2 separate regions of the Homo sapiens genome follow, and region 2 is linked to region 1. A link is a contact called in ENCODE Hi-C or POLR2A ChIA-PET data. All regions are on one chromosome and are shown on one strand. Each heading gives the region's core, a stretch centred on a gene start or an enhancer-like site at or near the end of the contact. The rest is flanking DNA. Distances are from core to core; before and after follow the strand shown.

Region 1 (7,079 bases), core at 2,184-4,683:
CCAAGGGGCTTGCAGCACTTGCAAAAAGTGGGAACGTAGCACCTCCCAGTTGTGTGGGCATCTAGGCAATGTGGGAAGCACAGTGGCAGGCACAAAGGCCATCCCCAGGTACAAGGGCCAGTCCAGTTCACTGGTGCATATGGCCATTCCATGTCTCCACAGACCCATAAACTCCCAGGGGGCACAAAGTCCATTGGAGCTTGACGTTGATGAGGCCACCTATTCCACTACACCCTTGGTGTGGTGATATATGTTATATTTGTGCAGGCTATGGTGGGCAAATACCCCATGTTGACACCATCCCATTGTTGCTGTATACATCGTGGTACCTGTGGGGTGGGGGCACTATGTGTTCCCCTGCTAACCAGCCCCATTCATCATAGACATTACAGGTCAGCCAGGGGTTGAGCATGTCATAGGTTTTGCCATGCCCCCTATCCAAAGTTTACCATTTCACATTCCAGGCATCGCCCATGGGACCCCAAGTCTCTAGCCATGTCCAGTTCTCCATAGAAGCTAAGTGTATGTGGCAGGGCAAGCCGTCCATAGCTGCTGCTGGAAGGGTGGTGCAGATCCTACAGTTGGAAAGATTAGTCACCTCAGCATAGGTGTGGGCCCATTTCACAATGCTTTTGCAGCATGTCAATCTATGGTCGAAACGACAAAGCAGGCACAGGTACTAACAAGGATGAATCATGCCCTTCAGGCAAAATACAGGCTAACCATTCATTTCTGGTAGCTGCCAGTGGCTTCTGCCCAGGGTGGTGCTCCCCATGGTTCCTTTGGGTCCTCTATCTGTGCTAAAGTTACTGGGGAGCTCATATTAGGCCACACAGATGGTACAGATGTCCCACAGAGGAGGGTTCCTTCCCTGGCCATTCCCCTATGAACAGTCATTCACGGAGGCCATATATTAAATACCCAAGGAGTGACATGTAAATCACACAGTAGGCCCTCCCCCCTGGGGCTATGGTAGCCAACCATCTGCAATGGGCCTTCGAGAGTCCATGGCCAAAGCCAGGTTTTTTGTTATCCTGCCTTTAGGTGCATTGAGGCAGGCAACAGCAGATTACCATTCGTCCCCATATCTAGTGAGAGGAGGTCATCCTTGGTGTCTGTATCTGTAACTGAATGGAGGCAGTGGCCCAGTGTAGAAGTGCCCCACTGGGGCTGGGCCACCTTTCTGTGGCTGTTCATTCAAGGTTTGGAGCATCAGGTCCAACCTTGAACTACAGCCCCACAAAGGCAGGAGAATAACATGCAAATGTAATTCATTTTCCATAAGTCTTGCCACATGGCGTGGCTCCAAATGAGTTGGTGACCAACTAGCCAATTCGGTAATTTCCAGGTAGTTAACCACAAGATTGGGCCCTGGTAAACTGCCCATCTATTGGTGCAGATTGCCATAGGTGTCTCCTTCTTGGTGATCACCATCCACACTGCTCTGAGTTCAGCCCACTGACTACTTTGTCCACACCTGATAACAAATCATATGGTGTCAGTACTAGGCTGGACCGCAACAGCAGTCCAGGAAGCAGTCGCACCCTGGCTGGACCCATCCATATGCCATGCCCCATCGGGAATGGGGGGGTGCCCCTCTCCTACAGAGTCAGCAGTACAGTTATGTTTTTCACTTTCACTGACTGGCCTCCATAGCCGTCTATGTATGCAGCCTTGCCTGGAAACTTATCTAGGTTCCCATAGACGAGGCTACACTCTGCACCAGCATTTACCAATGCCAACACTGGGGAGAGTGGATTGCCAGTTCCACATATGGCCTCTGGTCATCTGGTTTCCCCCCAAGCCAGGCACCTTGGCCAGTTCCCTAATCAAACACAAAAGGCTCTTTACCTCCACCCACCTTCAAGTAGTCTTTGAGCTGGAGCATCCTGGTGGAACTGGGTCGAGCAACATCATCCTGCCCCGTCTTGGGCATTTTCTGGAATTGCTGCTCTGGGGACAATTGCCTCCACAAAGTTAACAGCACTTCACTGGGTTGCCTATCAGTTTTATCTCGGTCAACCCCAGCCCAAATCAAGTCAATTCCCATCTGTGTGCAGGTCACCCACTGGGGCGGTTTTTTGTCCCACGAGGTGGCCCCTGTGGAAGGGGTACCTTCCCCTTTTTTATGGCACAAAGTCCCTGGTCCTGCCAATGGCCCTCTGCTTCTCTGAGGGCCACCATGGCAGTAGTCATCTCATGTATGCAGTGCCCCATGTACAGAGTAAGGACAGTGGCCAGAGAGCCGAAAGCACTCAGGGGTGCAGAGCTCAACACAAGTTCCCTCATGTGGGAGGGAAAGCATTCAACATATGGCCCTCAGGTATTTAAATCAAACAAAACTTGCCACATACCCATTTCCTGAATTACCTGCACCAGCTCTGCATATGAATGCCATTTACTCACAGTTTTTGGTATTTCTCTGGCATTGTTCCATACCATTCTATGACAGCCATCAGCCATTCAGTCAGGGTGTGGTCGCCTCGCCCCTGTGTTAACCGCCTGCTCACCTGCAATCGCTGTTGGAGGGATGGGTCATAATGGAGGCCAACTTTTCCATTTCAGAGGCAGAGCAGACAATACCATCAGCTCCCTCATCCAAAAGGCAAAGCATCCAGGTAGATAGGGGTTCCCCCATGCACTGCTGACACTGTTTACCTAATTTATGCAAGTCAGTTGGGGTATAGGCACTGTATGACATGTGCTCCACCACAGTAGGAGGTCCCTGAACCCCCACGCCCTGGGGCCCCAGTGGCTGTTCCTGCTCTATTTTCTGACGGACCACTGGGTGAGCCTGCAGTGGAGGTTCTTCCTCCTTGGTATCAGACCTGGCGGGGGTCTCTGACTGGGATGGCTGGCCCAGGCCCACACTAGTGGCAGGCCCTAATTCTCGTTTCAAGCTGTATGTCCGGATCTCCAGGCGCTCTGCTTGACCCTGGAGGTCCCTTACCTGAGCTGTATCCCTCAGGGACTGAGTGTGCACTTCCTGTAGCACAGTCAAAAACGCCCATCCAACTCTGCCGGCAAAGGCTCGCTCCTTTTCAGTGCTCTGTGCTTCAAAGTGCTTCAGCGCCTTCTCCATGGTCATGGGAGACCCGTCCACCATCACCCGTGTTTTCACCGGGGCCCATCTGAGCAGGAAGGCTGCCACAAGGTAACACAACCCATGCTGAGACCACATAGCTGACCCAGGACCATCAGGGGCTGAGGACTCACTCACCTCGGAATCCTGTTGACTACGCCAATTATCAGGTTCCAACCTGAGCTGGGGTCCAAGGGGAGTGGGTGAATGGATGGCAGGTAGTTGAAACAACACTCGGGGGGCCGTAGGCAGGTGGGACATGGCTTTATTATGCACCACCCCTCACAGTGTCAGTGATACATTTATGCACTTCATAGACAATAGTGGCTCAGAGCCAGGTGGTGAGCCCACTCATAACATGGTTACATAACTGTGGTTATATAATGCAAGGGATTGTGCACCTGTGCTCCAACCCTGCTGTGTCATGCTATGCCAGATGTTTACCTTGGCCTACTCTTGACTGCTGCACAGCCATTTTCCTTACAGCGACAGAAGATAACATTAAAGGGAATGTTAAGGAAAGACCATCAATAGTTTCAAAGGCTACCAAAATTAGATCTGAAAAAATTCTAGTGCCAGAAAATTAGTTTATATTCAAATATTGAGAGACAGTGTATATAACTTACTAGGTAAGAGTAGATTCAGGAGTGTGTTGTCTGTTTCTGCCACTTACCGGCTATGTGATTTGGTAGTTATGTCATGCCTAGCCTCAGTTTTCTCATCTGTAAAATTGGAGTGATAATAGTGGCCACTTCATGAATACATCATGAGTATTAAATGAATTAATATTTGTGAAATGCTTAGCCGGTATCTGTAACATAGACCTATCTAACTGTATCTCTGTAACTATCATATATCTCACATGTTCTGGATATCTAGCTATCATTTATCTATCTATCTATCTATCTATCTATCTATCTATCTATCTATATCATCTATCTATCTATATCATCTATCTATCTATCTATCTATCTATCTATCTATCTATCTATCTATCTGTCATTCCAGATAAATATATGTGTATCTTATATAATTATGGCTTAATGAAAAAAAGCATTTTTCATTGAAATAATCTATTATAAATATAGATATTGGTAGGAAGATGTGGTTACAAACCCAGGTATAATTTTACTCCAAAGCTTGTATTCTGTTCTCCAGGAAAACACTGTCCAATGTTTGCTTACAGTTTTGTTAGCACAGCCAACAATCACAGTATTGTTTGAGAACATAAACCAGCTCAGATTGAGAAATTAGAGACAGTGATAGGATATTGAAGCTTGACAATTGTCAAAAAAGTATTGCTAGTAAATGACAAAGTAAATATTCATATCTGAATCTAAAAGAACACAACCCTTGAGTTGTTTTCATTGCACCATGTTGCCTACCTAGAAAAGAAAGGTGGGTAGAAAGCAAACTTAAAAGTTAAAGGTGAAAGAATCAGTCATACCTTAAGTAAATATTGGAGAGACAAGATGCTTTGGATGATTGTCTTCATCAGTATGTGAATTCATGTATTATGTATCTTTTTATATCCCAAAGAACTACAATGATAATTGTACAGTTGATGTAATTGAATTGGAATTAACCCCCCACTTCTGTAGCTTAGACTTGGAGGAAAATGATTATAGAGTTTTATCAGTTTATTCCTTTTCTCTTTGAATATCAGCAAGCTCTATAAATTTTCATGTACATAATTGTAAAAGGTCAATAAATGATTACATTTTTTGTAGGCATTGTGATTTAAGAAATCCAGATAATAACTTCCCTAAGTATTAGATATTCAGAGACTCTAAAGTTATTATAAATTGCAGTTTAGAAATATGGATGGGAAATAGTCATGTTAATTAGGAAGATACACTTGGAAATGAAGTAATTTTTTAAGGTAATTTCCTTGGTGAGTGCTTTACTGATAGCTTGAATTTATTTACCACACAGATGTCATAATAAAATAGGTATTTATGGGGTAGTTTTTAATTAGAAATAATGGCTTCTAGAGTTAAAGTGATGAATCATTTTATCCATATATTGGCTTAAGTGGCCCTAATGAAAGATGATCCCATCAACAGTTTTGGACTATCCTAACTGAATGCTTTATCTTCTAAAACATAGCAAAATCTGTACTGCATTTCAAACTCTACATCGACAATGAGATACAAAGATAATCAAAATATTAACCTGTGCTTTGGAAACAAACAGGTAATGTTGCCTTTCATCATAACTGAAGCACTTTATAAATTAATAGAAAAATATCCTATATGGCTACATATTTCTAAATGTAAATGGGATTGGAAGAGAATCAACCAACCTTGTCAAATTTATGAGCATGAGTGCAATAGTCTAGCTGATGAGATGGCTTTGCAGGTATGAAGGATATGTCATTCAGAAGGACACATTGATTCAAGTTAGTTCTTTTCTGTTTGTTTGCATTTAATTATGTCCTAAAAGGATTGGTATAGAGAATAAAATATACATGAACTAGCACTTCTGATTTATAAAAGTATATCAATGACATTTCAATTTAAAGTACCACCACTGTACAGAGAGTAAGACACTGTACATGCAACTTGCATTAACAATATTGAATTCAAATGAAAATTTATTTCTATTTTTCATTCTTCTTTTAGCCAATATATTTTATTCCTACTGAAATGTACATTTTAACATCGGTTGTACTTAAAACCCACAATCAATAAAACTGAGAAACAAATATACATAAATAAAACTTGACAAAATATACCTAATTTCTTTCCTTGTTCATCCCTTATTCAGGGAATGGTGTTTCTCATTGCCCCTTATATAATATGGGGTTGAGAAATTAAATTCACCACTAAATGACTATGTAGAATTAAATTTTTTGTGAGTGCAACACATATCTGATATGCTGATATCAGAATATATTCTCCTGCATATTTTGGTATTAAGGATAGTAGAGGTTTAGTGATAACATTATAACCTCAAGTTCAGGAAAGCTTCAAGGTGGTTGTTAAAAGAGTAATGAGTCTTAAATGATAGTTTCATAATCAATGTCTTTGATGTACAAATAGTCATTGATTGTTACTAATATCTCTTTTCCTTCCATAGGTCTTGACCTTTCCCTAAAGTATGAGCCAGAGCTAGAGTAAGATAGATAGTTGCTTCCTTTAATTTTAAATTTCTTATTATAACCATGATCATCATCACTTCTAACCAAAGAAAAAAGGTAGCTTGGGGATGTAATCTCTTTATAGACTCCGTCTTTTTAATGGAAACAATCTATCCTTGTGAGGAATCGGAAATAAATTTCACTGACCACGAAATAGGATCTTTAAGGTGCTTAAACAATCCTTCTATAAAATAGGACCAACCAAGAGGTGTCAGGGCCATCTGGCAGCAGCAGCTGTCCTCCCCATGGCTGTCCTCCTTGGATAGCAGGTGCTTCTTCAAGCCTTTGTCAGGGGAAATGGTTGTCTTTCAGAGGCTGAACGCTCAATAGTCGATGAGCCACTAAGATAGAGGACAACTCTTCTTTTAAAGAGTGATCAGTTCCAGGTGACTAGACCTGTTTATTACCACCTCCAACAAGTTCCCTTGAGATTAAACTGTTCTAAATATTTTTGTTGATAGAATTTAGACAATTTCATATAAAAGTGTTGGGCAGAGAACAAACTAAGTATCAACAAAATGACTGGAATGTAACAAATTTCTGGTTGTGATGACACCATATAAGAAATTATTGGGATAGAAGGAAAGCAAGAACATTTTAAGAGGCGGACTAGTATTAAATCTACCTCAGAAAGGAATGTATTTTAAGTCATAATATGGATGTCAATAATAGTTTATAAAGTTCTTGTCTGCTAAAATCATGTAACACTTCAAAGATTAAACTCTTAAATAACATGTAATAATAGTCATAATACTTCCTCTCTAAGTAACCTTAGATAAGTTAATGAATTTATCTCTGCTTTTCTTTCTTCATAAGTAAAATGGGGACAATGCTAGCTGCTTTCATAGTTTTGTG
Region 2 (7,296 bases), core at 4,093-6,592, 34 kb after region 1:
TACCTTTTCATACATTAAGAAAAAATGGAGAGAAATTTAAAATTAAGATATTATTAGCTTATTCTTTCCTGTGAATGCAATTTTATTACCAGAACTCTCAGCTTAAATCATGTAACAGTTATGTTCTGCAGCAGCTTGGTTTGAAATCCTCTGTTAAAATGCAAATTACATATTGTTAAATAATGAAAATTTAATCAAATTAATTGGCCTTTAATTTACATTTTTAATCCCTCCTGACTTGTTTCTTGTTCTTTCTGTCTGATCAAATTCAGTATATTATTCTACAATGAGACCTGAACCAGCAGTTAGGATTCATGCCTTCTGTCTTAAAGTTTGCTACTATGTGCTTGAGCTTTAGGAAAATTATTTAACAACTCTTATTTTACTGACATGTAAAATGATTGGATTGGGTACAATTGAATTTTTTTGATCAGTTATTCCCGAAGGCCTTGTGTTTTTGTATAAAATCACAGATGACAGATAGATAGATAGATAGATAGATAGATAGATAGATAGATAGATAGATAGATGCAGCCGTTTGGCCTGGTGTTCCTAATCTTGAAAAGTGAAGAAACAACCATTGATTTTTAAAGTTTCTTCGAAATCTATAATTCAGTCTTATTGGAGATATTTAGATATTGTGAAATGCCTTTTTGCTTCAAAGATACCAGGACACTTTTTGGAGTTAGTATGTTTGCAGATAGCAACTACCTAAAAATAGATTGTATATAAAAGTGTTCTTTCCTTGTTTTAATATGTAAGGTATTTTGCCTTATGATTTTATTCCACTGTTATTTAATTTGTACTTATTTCTTAGGAAGTAGGAATAAATCATTTTATATGTCCATAAATATAAATATTATTATTTAACTTTGTTATAATATGAAAAATGAAAAACTTATTTATTTCACCTATAATTTATGTTTTTAATATTTTTAAATGTCAGCTAAATGGGTTATTACTTTGATGCTTGTTTTTTAGAGAGATTTATAAAAAACAATAATTTTTATTAATAATTATTTGATGAGAAGGATTAATATATTATTAATTTTAGGACCAGAAGTAACATCTCTAGTGTTGTACTAAAAATATACTAATTATATATATGGTTTAGAAATTTACTGTTAGATAGGTCAATAATATTCTTGGTTCCCATGATTTGTCATAGAAGCAACAATTTCAGAAAATAATAGCAACAGAAATAGGCAAATTTCTGAAATTTGACTCCCAGATATCAACTTATTGTAACTCTTAAATAACAAAAATATAATGCTTTCTTGCCAAGAAACTAAATTTACCTTATCAAATTAATCAACACAAATTGTTTAGGTAGCTAATATTTGTGAATAAAATTAATTTAAAATTATATAGGAAATACATTTTAGGTTATTAGATATTTATTTATTTTTGGAACCCTGTTTTTCTAGATGTTCTCTAGATAATTTATTTTAAAATATTAAAATTTTGATGTAGTCTGCATGATACTAGGATCTCAAATTTTCAGTTCCATATATTTTTCTAACTATTTACCACATTTTTCTATAAAGCATTTAACACATTTAAAATATAATCAATGAATGCTTATTCAAAAATATGTTAATGTTTTGTGACAAATGGAGAGTAATTATTTTCTGAAGAGTTATGTTGAATATTAAACAGAACCCCAACATTTAAGGAAAAGATTATTTTCTTCACATTCTATTAAATAATATAGAGAGAATTTTTTTAAATGTGTACTTAAGTTTTCAAAATATATGGTCAAAAAAATTGTACAGAAGTTGTGTTGTAAACTATTCTTGTATTCCATTCATTTGCTATTTAATTGACAAATATTTCATGATATTCGATTCATTTTTGGTGTTTGGTTTATAAATATTAGTAAAAAACAAATAAAGTCTTTGTCCTCCTGGAATGTGTATATTCTGGCTATAGGGACAAACAATAAACAAATAGATTAGAAATAAAATAATAGGACATTTAATGAAAAATGCTATGGAGGAAAATAAGATACAGAATCTTCTATGTAAGATATTAATAAATGTGCATTTACTATATCTACCACATTTTCTTTAGTCATTCATCCAGTAATGGACTCTAAGGTTGATTTCATATCTTGAGTATTAATAGTGCTGCAGTAAACATTGGTAAAGAGGTATCTTCGATATATTATTAATTTCCTTTCCTGTGAATAAATCCTCAGCAGTTGGATTGCTAGATCATATGGTGATTCTATTTTTAGTATTTTGAGAAACCTCCATACTGTTTTCTATAATGACTGTAATAATTTACATTTCCACTAACAGTGTATGAGTTTCCTTTCCTCCACTTCCTTGCCAGAATTTTTTTTGTCTTTTTGATAAAGTCATGGTAATTGGAATGAGATGCTATCTCACTGTGGTTTTGTTTTGCATTTCTCTAAATATTAGTGATATTGAGCATTTTTTTCTTCTTGTAGTGCAACTGTGCAAAACTTCTGGATCATTTTTGTAATGTATCTGTTGGTCATTTGTATGCTGTCTTTGCCTATTCAGATCTGTTGCCCATGTTTTAAATGGATTATTTGGGTTTTTTGCTGTCAAGTTCCTTGTATATTTGGATATTAGTTCCTTGTTGGATGAGTAATTTGCAAATATTTTCTCCCATTCTGCAGGTTATCTCTTCATTTTGTTGATTGCTTCCTTTGCTGTACAGAAGCTTTTTAGTTTAATGCGATCTCTTTTGTCTGTTTTTGTTTTTGTTGCCTGTATTTTTGAAGTCTTAGCCATAAAATCTTTGCCTAGACCAATGTCCTGAAGCATTTCCCCTATGTTTTCATCTAGTAATTTTATAGTTTTGGATCTTACATTTAAGTCTTTAGAGTTGATTTTTGTATATGGTGAGAGATAGGAGTCTCATTTCATTATTCTGCATAAGGATATCCAGTTTTCCCAGAACCACTTATTGAAGAGGGTGTCCTTTCCCCAACGTATATACAGTGGAATACTATTCAGCCATAAAAGGGAATGAAATTCTGTCATTTGCAGCAACATAGATGGAACTGGAGTTTATTATATTAAGTGAAATAAGCCAAGCACACCAAGACAAATATCACATTTTCACTGACATGTGGAAAGGTTGATTTCATGGAGGTAGAGAGTAGAATGATAATTAACAGAGACAGGGAAGGGTGGGAGGGGGATGAAGAGAGGTTGATTAATGAGTGTATTAGTCAGTTCCCATGCTGCTAATAAAGACATACCCGAGACTGGGTAATATATAAAGAAAAAGGGGTTTAGTATACTCACAGTTCCACATGGCTGGGGAGGCCTCACAATCATGGTGGAAGGCAAAGGAGGAGAAAGGCATATCTTTCATGGCAGCAGGCAAGAGAGAAGCCAAGCAAAAGGGGAAACCCTTTATAAAACCATCAGATCGGCCAGGCGCAGTGGCTCATGCCTGTAATCCCAGCACTTTGGGAGGCCGAGGTGGGCAGATCACCTGAGATCAGAAGTTCAAGACCAGCCTGGCCAACAATGGTGAAACCCTGTCTCTACTAAAAATACAAAAATTAGCCAGGCGCGGTGGCAGGCACCTGTAATCCCAGCTACTCGGGAGGCTGAGGCAGGAGAATTGCTTGAGCCTGGGAGGCAGAGGTTTCAGTGAGTGGAGATTGCACCAGTGCACTCCAGCCTGGGTGACAGAGTGAGACTACATCAAAAAAACAAAACAAAACAAAACAAAGCCATCACATCTCGTGAGACTTATTCATTACCACGAGAACAGTATTGGAAACTGCCTACATGATTGAATTATCTCCCACTGGGTCCCTCCCACAATACGTGGGAATTATGGGAGCTACAATTCAATATGAGATTTCGGTGGGGACACAGCAAACCATACCAGTTAGTACCAACAAACAGTTAGATAGAAGTAATAAATTCTAGTGTTTGACAACACAGTGAGGTGACTTTAATCAGCTTTATAGTATATTGTATATATCAATATAGCTAAAAGACAAGATTTGAAATGTTCTCAATACAAAGAAATAATAAGTGTTTGAGGTGATGGATGTCCTAAATACTCTGATTTGATTATTACACATTGTATGCATATAGCAAAATAACATATATACTCTCTAAATATGTACAATTATTTTGTATCAATAAATAAATATAGAAATATTCATATAAACAAATATTCTTATACGCCAAAAATATATCTTAAAGAAAAATGGTTATTTCTCAAAAACAATGTGTATTTACTAACAAAATGTATAAATTTTATGTCACAGAAAAAAGTGAATTTTAGTTTATCAGCTCATGTTCTATTGTGTATGAATTATATTTATAAACTCATCACATGAAATATTAGGGACACAAAAGCAACCTCATTAGCCACCATATTGAAAGGATCTATAGAAACACTGTTGTGTAACAAATAAGACCCAGGCTGGATCAATGACTTACTCCAAGATTACAGCCAGTTTCAGTCCCATGCCTCTTAGCTGGAATGTGTCAGCTCAGAAATGCATTCTTATTTTTTTTAATTAATCTACCCAGAAAGACTGCCTTTTCCTAATTACTTAAAATAGTTAATTACAAAATTCAAACAAAAGCACTGAAACATCTTAAGCACTTTTTATTAACTGTACAAGAGGTAAAATAAAAATGTAATATTTATACATGTAATTAAATAGCATCTTGTTATAAAATTTAAACCTGACCTTTCATTTTAATAGCCCTTTTGCAAACCTGGTAATCTCCACTGAATGCATAAATGGAGACAAGAAGAAACAATAACCCCAGTGTTTCCTATTTGGGCTGAATTTAGAATTAGAGTAAGTTACAGCCTATGTATTGAGATTTCAGGGGAGCCAGAAAGCTTCTGGATCCACTAATCTCTTACTTTGCTCTTGCATGAAATCTACATTAAGATCAAATCTTGTCTTTTATTAAAATACATATGCTCTTGGGAAAGATAACAACTCGAGTCACAGCAGAACTTTAGGTGAGGGGGCTTTTCTCATTACTTTCTTATTCTGGCAGGTAAGAAGTCAGAGTTTGAGGAAAAGGGGCTTGTAAAGGAGAAGGAAAATATTAGATTGGAGACAATAGCTCCAGAATAGGAGAGACTGGGTGGTGATCTTCTGGATATGTTGGGCTTGGTTTCATCTTGTTCACATGAGTCAGCAGAAAAATATGTACTAAAACATAATAAACTAAAGATATGATGACTTGATCGTGCTACTTTCCCTTAATAAATTATCTAAGTGTCAGTTAACAGAGGTCGTAATAGAGCTGAGTATTTTAGGCAAATAAAAAAACTACAGAAAGAGAAGACTTATGAAAAGTTATATTGATAGTTTTACTTTAAACTTGGCCAAGTATATTGGGCAATCAGCCTAGCCAGGCATTACGGTGTTACTCAGGATAAGCAGCTATTGTTCCATGTGTGTAATGGATATACAGTACCTGATTCTTGGCAAAAGGAAGAGAACCAAAGCTAAATAGCCCAATCCCTGCATCAAAGAGATTAAGGATTAGTCATGTTTGGGCCTAGTCAGAACTGTTTCAACAGCCCAGTGCTCAGATGTTTGCTTTTTTCCACCTCCAAGGTCTCTGCTAGAAAAATAAAAGACCAGTTACAGATCTAACAGTCTTCTAAAGGTGAAATAGGTTAAAAGTAAAGTGAATATAGAAAATAACAAAAGGATCAGATGTGGCTCCTCTTAATTTTCCTAGTTTCTAGATATGGTTAAAGGGGAGGAGCAAGGGGTGTGTGTAATGACCTGCAATAGTCAGACATAGTTATACTAAAATGCATTTGTTGTTCATCTGAAGTTCAAATTTCACGGAATAGCCTTCTATATTCGTCTGTTCTCACATAGGTATAAAAAACTACCTGAGACTGGGTAATTTAGGGAGAAAAGGAGTTTAGTTGACTCACAGTTCCACAGGCTGTACAGGAAGCATGGCTAGCAGGTCTCAGGAAACTTAACAATCATGGCAGAAGGCGAAGGGGAAGCAAGCACATCTTCACATGGCAAAGCAGCAGAGACAAAGTGAAGGGAGAAGTGCTGCAGACTTTTAACAACCAGATCTCTTGAAAACTCACTCACTATCATGAGAAGAGCAAGGGGGAAATCTGCCCCATGATCCAGTCACCTACCATCAGTCCCTCCCCCAACACTGAGAATTACAACTGGACATGAGATTTGGGTGGGGACATAGAGCCAAACCATATCACCTTAGTTTTTTCTTTTTTACATGCTAAATGTGGCAATCCTACTTTAAGGGCACAACACTCTAAAATTTTATCAGTGATACATTGAAAAGAAAAAATACAGGAAGATAATAAATATGGTACTTTACCTTGAAAAATACCTGAAGTTTGCTGTGGAAGTGGGTGTCAGCTTGTGAGTTATTATGAGGACGGGGTGGGTATGAGGGTTATCTGAAATTAAACAAAAGTTGTAACACCAGATGTGGATGGTCATGGATCACAACATACACAGTGAATGGAAGTAGCTGGTACATACTTGAAGGTGTGTTTGTGCATTTTGTGTATTTTTCTGCAACTTGGTTCAGTAGGGTTCAGATTTCTTTGAACACTTACTGCAGGGCTCAACAGACATTCCCCAAAGGGCCAGAGAATATCTCTATTACAACTACGCACATCTACTTAACACATGAAAGCAGCCAAAGGCAATTAATAAAAAATGGTTTGGTTGTCTTCCAATAAAACTTTATTTACAAAAACAGGCCACCTACCAGGTTTGCATAGTTTGTAGATCCATGACTTAGTGCTTCTTGCCTATAAAAGCTCACATAGCAAATGGAAAAGTAGCGTTATCCTCATATAATTCCCTAACACATCAGTTGCTTTGGAACAAATTTACATTTTCAAAACAAGTGTTGTAGCAGAACTGACTATAGTTTTTAAAAGTTTGGCATGTTAGAATAAAGGGGTATATAGGCATATGGCAAAAGGGTGAAACTCAAGAGTCATTAATGTCTGTCTTAAGAATGTAAATGTGCAGAGTTGTTAGCTGGGACATGCTAAATCAGGCTCCCTCAATTGACCAGGATTTTTTCATTTCTAAAATTTAACTTTTGATCTGTATTGTTTCTTTATATGATATTTTGAAATATTAATTTACTCCAGAAATCTCTTGCATTTAATTCAGACTTTTAGAAAATTTTTTAATTAAAGTTTGAAAATCAGAGTCTTTAAAGTATGTTTCTATTATTAAAAAATAATACATAACTAATATGGCAATTTCTACATAGTCTATATGACATAATACCCATTTTAACG

What was found. A loop is a pair of places that touch in the nucleus more often than their neighbours do. ChIA-PET counts read pairs that join two places held with the same protein, here RNA polymerase II (POLR2A). Pooled maps may share reads with other maps.
Region 2: a map of mammary epithelial cell shows a loop between it and region 1 (5-fold over the local background). The contact joins two enhancer-like sites. A Hi-C loop is called at or near these places in 3 of 168 maps with a recorded cell type or tissue (HepG2, breast epithelium and mammary epithelial cell) and 1 of 50 pooled maps. POLR2A ChIA-PET finds 5 or more read pairs at or near these places in 3 of 52 experiments (BJ, MCF 10A and WTC11).

Annotation. Positions count from the first base shown.
Region 1 is chr4:61,424,863-61,431,941 of GRCh38, forward strand. All of the region lies in intron 2 of ADGRL3 (adhesion G protein-coupled receptor L3), which reads left to right. Among named protein-coding and RNA genes, the nearest start is that of ADGRL3, 230 kb to the left of the region's middle. Within about 2 kb of position 3,434, at least 2 of the 41 ENCODE cell types and tissues checked have a DNase peak (open chromatin) inside an H3K27ac peak, as active enhancers do; they include mammary epithelial cell, where a contact is called at or near this core.
Region 2 is chr4:61,457,374-61,464,669 of GRCh38, forward strand. The region is part of intron 2 of ADGRL3 (adhesion G protein-coupled receptor L3); the gene reads left to right. Among named protein-coding and RNA genes, the nearest start is that of ADGRL3, 260 kb to the left of the region's middle. Within about 2 kb of position 5,343, at least 3 of the 41 ENCODE cell types and tissues checked have a DNase peak (open chromatin) inside an H3K27ac peak, as active enhancers do; they include mammary epithelial cell, where a contact is called at or near this core.